Regions from separate parts of the Homo sapiens genome. Here all the other regions are linked to region 1. A link is a contact called in ENCODE Hi-C or POLR2A ChIA-PET data. All regions are on one chromosome and are shown on one strand. Each heading gives the region's core, a stretch centred on a gene start or an enhancer-like site at or near the end of the contact. The rest is flanking DNA. Distances are from core to core; before and after follow the strand shown. Region 1 overlaps RUNX1 (RUNX family transcription factor 1). Region 2 overlaps RUNX1 (RUNX family transcription factor 1). Region 3 overlaps RUNX1 (RUNX family transcription factor 1).

Region 1 (2,689 bases), core at 124-2,623:
CCCAAGAATCTGCATCTTAATAGCCCTGTAGTCCCAGCCATACTTTAAGAACCTTTCTGTAACAGGAAGTCTTTGACTGGTTTTGATGAAGTCTAAATGAAATCTTCAGGAAACTTCAGGCCTAAGCAAAACTGAGCAGAACCTATTTTTACAGCTGACAACTGGCACTGCCTCTGGAGGGACCTCTATGTTCTAGCTGCTGTCTGGAGATTTTATTCATATACCATGGATTTCTTAGTCTAGTCTCTCAGTTCTCAGATACTACTACTAATTAAACATGACTCAGAAACATGCATTTTTAAATGTAGGCCACAAGATCCTAAAGCCAGTCTGAGATAACATTGGATCTAGAATATTCAAATATGGGCTCCAAATTCTGTACCATTACACAAAACCATTCAACTTCTGAAAAATGTGGACACGTGTGAGTTCTACCTGCAAGATGCAAATGTTTCATTGATAGGAAAGAACCTGTGGTTGGGCTGGGGTTTGTGTGTGTGTGTTTATATTTATTTGCCACATCCCACCCTTCCTCCCCCATCTCTTGGCTCAGAACCTAACTTCAACTCTCCCGAATCCCCAAGGCCACTCCCAACTAGGATTTTTTAAATACCTTAACCATTTCAAACTTTCCTTCCCTTTGGAACCTAAAGGAATTTCATTTTCCATTTTCCATTAGCAAGGTGGCTCCAGTTAAACCAGGGCCTCAGGAATAAATACAGCTTGGTTTAAATATTTGCACATCTATTAGGTTTTACTCTAAAGCAGACTGTCCCGACGACGCCTTGCTATTCACAGTGTGGTCTTTGGACTGGCAGCATCACTACCACCTGGGAACTTGTTAGAAGTGCAGAATCTGAGGCCTCAGCCCAGACCTGCTGAATCATCGTCCCCATTTGCTCAAGAGCCCCGTGATTGGCCTGATTTTCATGCACATAAAAGTTTAAGGAGCCCTGCCTAAATCTCCCGCCTCCAAGCTGTCCCCGAAATGTTGGCCTCTCTGCCTCTGGACGCTTGCAGAGATGGGGTAGTGGAATCAGTTTCATGTGGGGGTAGGGTGCGGGCTTCACCCCCTCCCTTCGCCCCCTGCCCCTCCACCCTGCCCTTCTTGATGCTCTCCCAGCGGCTGCACCTGCAGAGTTTTCACTTCTCTGGGAAGCCTCTTGACACAGACCCCGTCCTTGCCTCTAGGGTGGGGCCGCTCTACTTCTTTTCTTTCAAAGAGCCTGGGATGCTGACAGCCTCAGATGGAGGCATCCTGTTTGTCGAAAAATAAACCGGCAGTTAAAGCAGGGTTGCGAGAGCGAGAAAACCACAGGCCTGCGCGCCGCTGATAACGCGCGGGCAGGCAGCTTTTGCAGAAGTTCCGTCGCTGCGGCGCGCTGCGCACCAGAGCTGCGCCACCGCCTCCCTTCCTGTCTGGGCCGCTCGCGTCCCCGCCGTTTCTGGCTGTTGCTTTCTGCGTCGCTCTTTCAGTTACTTCGCCCATTGCTTTTTCTAAAGGATCCCCTTGCTGCTCCGCCATGAGGGATGGATCCACCAACAAGTCCCCGGGCGGATGCGCGCAGATCCTGGACCCATAGGAGGCCAAAATTTACGAGCTGTCATGAAAATGACACCGTTTAAGAGAAGCTGAAGTTGCTTTCTCTTCTGCAGTATGTAATGCTTTGACCTGGTTAAAATAAATAAATAAATAACAATTTAAAAAGAAAGAAAGAAATACAGAAAGACTACATCCTCATGAGGCCTGTAATGCCAAAATGAAAAGGGACCCCAAAGTGCAATATCCAGATTGCTTTTCTTCTTGGAGAGAGTTGACCTGGCCTGATTCTATGCGGTGAATAACTAATTATCAATCTTCCCCTTTTGAGGGGTATTAAAGCCTCTTTCCCCATTTGCCTGTTATCAGATAAGCTAGGCAGATGAGAAGTCAGTGGGTAACCACAGGTATAACCACGATATTCACTGGAAACCAAAAGATTTGACCCCCCGAGGTAAAGAATGTACTTGAAAATAAACCTGAAAATAGTTTTACAGGAGCTGAAAAACTCAGTGTTCCCGAATCAGTAATACGAACTTCTCTGAGCATTAAAAAGTACAAGCACTCCTAAAAAGGACATCTTGAGTCACAGAAGATGATGCCTGTTGGGGTTGATTGAGTCCCTTTGGAAGAGACCCCTGTGCCACGGTGCACCAGAAAGTCTCCATCATTGTTGGGGCCTCTGCAGTTGTTCCAGCTACCCAGTGCTTTTTTATTATTCTTCTTGTCCGAAAACATAGAGTAGAAACAGTCCATACTCATTCCTTAATCTTCCTGTGTTCATAACGAGCAAGCACCCTAGATGAGTAAGAATCTACCTTATTTTTAAGAATTAGCAGAGAACCATATGAGTTTCCCTTTTCCTCCCCTAGAAACGTCCTCAGGTTGGCTAACTTTCCTATTGAGCAATTCCTCACAGCAATCACTCCGCACACCTCTCATCTGAGAGGCTGTCTTCCCATTCCTATGAGCTTTTCTTCCTCTGTCTCATGGCCTCACTCCTAATTATTCATGTTCTCCTGCTGAAGGCCCCTTGACCTAAATATAGAGACCCGTATATTTTGGCTACTCATGTATAGACCCTAATAATGAATAACTCAACTTTATGGTGACATAAAGGAGGAAAACTCAGGCCAAAGAATGTTTAAT
Region 2 (2,689 bases), core at 113-2,612, 220 kb after region 1:
TGTGCCTCTTCTGCTTGAAGCTTCCCAGCTCCCACTTGAGGTGTCAGTGATTTGTTTTACTGGAGTGAGTATCCTCATTCTCCACCAAGGGTCCAGTCTCAGGATGGAGGCTGCTTGAGATATCCCAGCCCTCAACACAATATTTCTGGCTCATGTTTTTCAAGGAACTAAGCGGGGCAAAGGTGCCAGAGGAGTAGAAGGGAGCAGAAAGTTGTCTTTACCCTCCTGGAGAAGAAGGACATGGAGGAGTGGAAGGAAATAAATAGGGTGGCCATAGAAGAATCTAAACATCCATGATGTGCTGGTGTTGCAGGAATGTACCCAACCTGTCTGTAGAGCTCCTTCAGGCCTGGAAAGTTGTATACGGGGGGCAGAGGTGCAGAAAGTGCACAGTGCAGAAGATCCTTATGGAAAAGATGTCTGCAACAAATGTTTATTTAACAAAGTACAGAGAAAGAATCTGTCTGCAAGGGAGGAGGCAGCAGAAACCAGAAGGTGCCTTCTGTTCCCTCTGAACTATGGTCCCTCCAGCTGTGTGCACTGAAGGCCACTCTCCCTCTGCCTCAGGGACACGATGCCAACTGAGAATGAGACATGTTCTAAAAACACCCATCTTTTCTGGAAGCTAGTGACCTATCCTTGAACCCTCCCTCCAAAAGCACTCTGCCTAAATACGTAGCCCTTTCCCAGACGTGTCTCAGACTCATCTGGCTGAGGGTAGCAGCCTCGTGGTGCAGGGTGAACTGTTTCCCCTGGGAACCGTCTGACAGTGCTAATGAGGAATTGCATTTTGCGTTTATAGAGCACCTTTCATCTGTGGATCTCAAAGCTGCCCCACAAACATTAATTAACTCTCACACCTGTGAGGCAAGTGAGCCTGGTTACCCCCATTTTTAGAGGTGAGGAAACAGAGGTTTGAAAAGAAAAGGACTCCAGGGTGAACCAGCAGGGTTGGGGGCGGCCTGATGTGAGGAACCAGCATTCTTGATTCACAGGGCCCTGACCACAAAGCCACAAAGCTTCCCCGGCGAGGTGATGAATACGGGTCCCGGAAGCAGGGAGTGGTGGAGAGGCGGACACAGGGCTCCCTTCTTCCTTCCCGCAGGCAGCCTGCCACCTCCCAGGCTGGCAGGTCGGCAGTGAGGATGGGATCCCTCAAAACCTGAGGCCTTTAAAACAGCATACCCAGGCAGGGTTCTGCCCCGGCTTGGTCTGTCTGCTTCTCTTCAAAGTAATTGCTGGAACAACGAATGCATCTGAGCTACACATGACTAACCAAGATGTCTGCAGCCGGCCAGAGACGAACGGTTGGCAAATCCTGGAGCTGTTTCACAACCTCCCTTTTTTCCAGGATCCAGAGCTGGTGCTGACTGACTCATGTTATCATGGGATTTCAATGATATAGCAACAGTGTGCTGAGCCGGTGTCTGCTACCTGGGGGTACCTGTAGTAGGAATAGGTGACTGCTCTTCTTACTTGTGCTGTGCCGGAGCTTTGCTCCCTGCTGCAGAGGCCAGAGGAAACACTGCTTCTCAAAGACAGTGGAACTTTCAGGGAAATGTCCCTTTCAGAGCAGAGTCACCCACCCCCAGGGACTCTGAAAGGCCCCTGACATCACACACCTCTGACAGATGTGATGCTGGGAAGCATCTGGGGTCACCCCCTTTGTCTGCAAGGGGAGCCTAGGCCTTTCTTCCCAGGGGTCCCAGACAGTGAGATGCAAACCACCACTGGGGCTCGCCCTAACACATCACCCTGGAAACTGACTCACATCTCTGAGTCCTGAGTCACATCCTGTTGTGTGTTCTGAGGTCTCCAAGAGGGCATTACACCAGCTCCCCATGACTGAGGTGAATCTGGAGGGAACCCTGGGAACGTCCCTACCTTCCTCCAGGATGAAGGAGGGAAAAAATTCCTCCAGGGAAATAACCAGGGCTGCCCCTAGGGTTTATATGTTCACCAAGCTGATTTGCCTTTTTCAAAAATAGATGGTAGAACCCTGTGGTCTATGTGACTTTTATTTTTAAATAGCTCTGAGAGATGACTGAAAGACCTGGCGTTTTAAAGATGTCAGCCACACAATCAAGGAAGGGGCTTTCTAACTATAACCTTCTCCAAGCCCAGGATGAAGGGTGCCACCGCTCAAGGGGTGCTGTTGGAAACCCAGCTTCTGAGGGTGGGTGTTTAAAAGACCCTAGAGTGGACAGTCAGAGGAGGGCCGGGAGGGGTCTCTATCCATCTTCTCCCAGCGCCTGTGGGGAGCACGAGGACAAAGAGGGATGTTTTGAACTTTTCAAAGAACAAGATATTTTGTTCTATTGATTTTGTCTATTATTTTCCTGTACTTAATTTCACTGGTTCCTAGTCTAATTTTTATTATTTCTTCTCTTCTGCTTGCTTGAGGTCTGTATTGCTATTTTCTCCAGTCTCCTGAGGTGGAAGCTTCAGTGACTGATTCTGGATCTTTCTTTTCTAATATATGTATTCAATGCTATAAATTTCCCTCTAAGTACTGTTCTATCTGCATCCAAAAATTGTAATAAGTTGTATTTTCATTTAGTTCAAAACATTTTTTAATTTCTCTTGAGACTTTTTATTTGACTCATGTCTAATGTAGAAGTATGTTGTTTAATCTCCAAATATTTGGAGATTTTCCAGTTATCTATTATTGGCTTTTTAATTTAAATCC
Region 3 (2,689 bases), core at 60-2,559, 160 kb after region 1:
TTTTCAAACAATCCATAATTCCAAACAAATGCCATTTCCATGGAAAACTGAGTTCTATATTCTAAGGACCTGATTTTCAGTCTGACTTTTGAGGGTAGTCCTGGTGCCAGTAGCTTAGGCCTCAAGTCTGCATTTTGCATGTGTGATGTGAGTGCGATTGGATCAAGCAATCTGCAAATACAGGCACTTTGCACACAAGTATATACAGTACGCCGACATCTTAATTCAATTCAGCATGGAGAATCAGGAAATTATGTGCAAGTTGAAGGATTTGTATCCCGTCCAGAAATCCCCAAATAAATTAATTATACAACTCCACTGTCAAAAATAGTGGCAAATGTTTGGGTAAGGAAATGGAAGAGGAGCATAAGCATGAATTTTGGCTGTTAGGTTGTTCCAGTGGAAAAGTGAGAAATCAAAATTAAAAATACTTCATAAAAAATACTCCAAATGCAGACTACTCCTGGAATCCGAGGGTACGTTAATTTTTATACTTAGTTATCCGCAATTAAAATTAGACCCAAAGCCATCTATTGTAAAAGGAGAAATCTCCCTGCAACCTTTCAGGATCTTGTGGGATTTCCTGAATTTGCAAAGAGCAGAACCTGAGCCTTCACTGACTCTCTTGGTTTTTAAAAGCTGCGATGTTTTTCTTTTATTTTTCCTTTCTCACTCTTTGGGCGTTTCAAGACTCTGGGCACAACTGGCTTTCCTGCAGACAAACACAAGAGTGAAAAATGTTGCGATTGTGTTTCCTAAGGACTCTGAGCCCCCAGGGCAGACGGCTCCTTTGTGTCTGCAGCCTTCCTTTGCGTGACAAAGGGCAAGTTTCACATCCCCTGAAACTGTCCCCAAAAGAAGAAGATGACTCATGCTTACAGACCTACACTAAGGAGAGTGACAGGAACAGAGTCTGCTGCAGAGCCAACTCAGGTAGACCGGGGATACCTGCAAACTAGACCTGAGGAGGCCGAGTCACAACAGGAGTCGGGGCTCGCCCGTCAGACACGGGGTGTTATAGGAGGATTCTGCTCTGATGTGGCCTGGATGCACTTTTAAATATGTTCTTCACACCTAGGCAAGAAATGACCCCGAGCTGCATGTCTTTTTGCTTTGTAATCTCCTTGCCACCCTCAGCTCTTTGGGGAGCAGTGTGCACATTTGAAGCAATCCTGAGGTTTAGCCACTTCCCAGATGTGGTGAGGAAGTGGAGAGTGCGCTGGGCCATGCGGAACTGCAGGTTCCAGCCGTGGCTTTATTTGACCACAATTGGCTGTCAGAGTTCACCAGCCCCAGGGCCGCCAACGTCAAGACTAATCAAGCCTAGACCTGGGGCCTCCCCGCTGACTGGCCCTGGGGAGTGTGTCATGGCAGCGAGTGTCCAGGAAGACTCACCCCTTGACCTTCTTCCCAACTAAATAAAGCAGTTAGTATTTTGCCCTGGCATTTGGATGGACACACTGGCGTCGAGGGAGACAACACATGTTGCAGTGAGGAGCACTGGCCTGGCTTGTTTACATAGCATATCAGCCACTCACAGTTGTGCCTTACAAAGGTCGCCAGCTGGCGGGGCAGGAGTGAACTTGAACTTGAAGTTCAAGTTGCGTTTAGGCCTGGTAGCAGCCCCATCACCTGCTGAACACACACACACACACACACACACACACACACACACACACACACACGCACAAAACCCCTCCTCATGTCAGACGTCAGTGCCTACTTCATCCCCAGCTCCTTCTTACGGGATCTGTCACAGCTCTGGTCTTTGTGGAATCACCTTTATCATGTCTTTAATGATCATTCCACTGACATTTACTGAGACCTTTCCCTGTGCTCTGCTTGTATATTCAGCATTCCATTTAACCTGCAGAACAATGCTACGAGATGGAATGACTGTTATTAACCCCCTTTTACAGATGACAAAGCTGAGGCCCCAGAGAGGTCAAGTAACTTGCCTGAGGTCACACAGCTAGCAAGTGGCAGAGCGAGGTTTTGAACCTAAGTAGGTTGCCTTGAGAGTCCACACTGAATGAATCACCACTGTGTTTCCACCTTCATGGGATTTTATATGGAATTCTTCTCTCTCACTGCTTCCAAGCCTACATCAAGACAAACCTCATCTGCCCTGTTGTTTTTTGTTCTCACCTTCTTATTCAGTATGAGTGTCGTTTGGTGCTTCTAATGGTCTTCTAATGGTCCTCCTGGAACCCAAGCCCTGGCTGGAACTGATGCTGCTGTGGTGGTCAGGGTTCAGTGAGCAGGAGGAAGGACTTGGTGTTTACCCCTTGTTTACCCCTTTCCTTGGCTTCCTTCCATGCAGGCCACCCTGTGACCCCGTGGTGGCCCCCTCTGGAACCAAGAGCTGCCGACTTCCAGCAGCACACACAGGATCAGTGCTGGGGCCATCTGTGCACTGACCAAAGCCTCTGCTGGCCTCACCAGACCAAGGCCAGTGAGTGCTTCAGGGAGCCTTGGATCCTCCAGGCTGCCAACAGAAACACCGGCCCTCTCGGCAGCAGCCCCATCCTTCCACCCCTGCACTGGGTCCTGAAAAGCCCATTTTGGGGCCGTTGCTATTTAGCCAACCTGCCCTCCCTTGCTCTCCTGTGATTTCTCACTATTCCGGCTGCAGCTCGCTGGGAGAAACACTTGAGAGTCTTTTGTGCTCCACACCCATGTACTTAAA

The links. Hi-C counts contacts between places; a loop is a spot of excess contacts on that map. ChIA-PET counts read pairs that join two places held with the same protein, here RNA polymerase II (POLR2A). Pooled maps may share reads with other maps.
Region 2: a loop to region 1 is called in a pooled map, with 4 times the contacts of the local background. The contact joins two enhancer-like sites. A Hi-C loop is called at or near these places in 6 of 50 pooled maps. POLR2A ChIA-PET finds 5 or more read pairs at or near these places in 2 of 52 experiments (H1 and activated CD4-positive, alpha-beta memory T cell).
Region 3: a loop to region 1 is called in a pooled map, with 3 times the contacts of the local background. The contact joins two enhancer-like sites. A Hi-C loop is called at or near these places in 6 of 50 pooled maps. POLR2A ChIA-PET finds 5 or more read pairs at or near these places in 2 of 52 experiments (PC-9 and activated CD4-positive, alpha-beta memory T cell).

Annotation. Positions count from the first base shown.
Region 1 is chr21:35,025,540-35,028,228 of GRCh38, reverse strand. The region is part of intron 2 of RUNX1 (RUNX family transcription factor 1); the gene reads left to right. Among named protein-coding and RNA genes, the nearest start is that of RUNX1-IT1, 13 kb to the left of the region's middle. RefSeq lists a cis regulatory region at 1,321-1,338 and enhancers at 1,257-1,401, 1,055-1,557. Within about 2 kb of position 1,373, at least 18 of the 41 ENCODE cell types and tissues checked have a DNase peak (open chromatin) inside an H3K27ac peak, as active enhancers do.
Region 2 is chr21:34,806,789-34,809,477 of GRCh38, reverse strand. All of the region lies in intron 7 of RUNX1 (RUNX family transcription factor 1), which reads left to right. Among named protein-coding and RNA genes, the nearest start is that of RUNX1-AS1, 28 kb to the left of the region's middle. RefSeq lists a cis regulatory region at 789 and enhancers at 741-809, 623-1,122, 637-1,147, 1,426-1,495, 1,009-2,208. Within about 2 kb of position 1,362, at least 23 of the 41 ENCODE cell types and tissues checked have a DNase peak (open chromatin) inside an H3K27ac peak, as active enhancers do.
Region 3 is chr21:34,864,276-34,866,964 of GRCh38, reverse strand. All of the region lies in intron 5 of RUNX1 (RUNX family transcription factor 1), which reads left to right. All of the region lies in intron 1 of RUNX1-AS1 (RUNX1 antisense RNA 1), which reads right to left. Among named protein-coding and RNA genes, the nearest start is that of RUNX1-AS1, 29 kb to the right of the region's middle. RefSeq lists enhancers at 706-985, 1,026-1,195, 466-1,665. Within about 2 kb of position 1,309, at least 17 of the 41 ENCODE cell types and tissues checked have a DNase peak (open chromatin) inside an H3K27ac peak, as active enhancers do.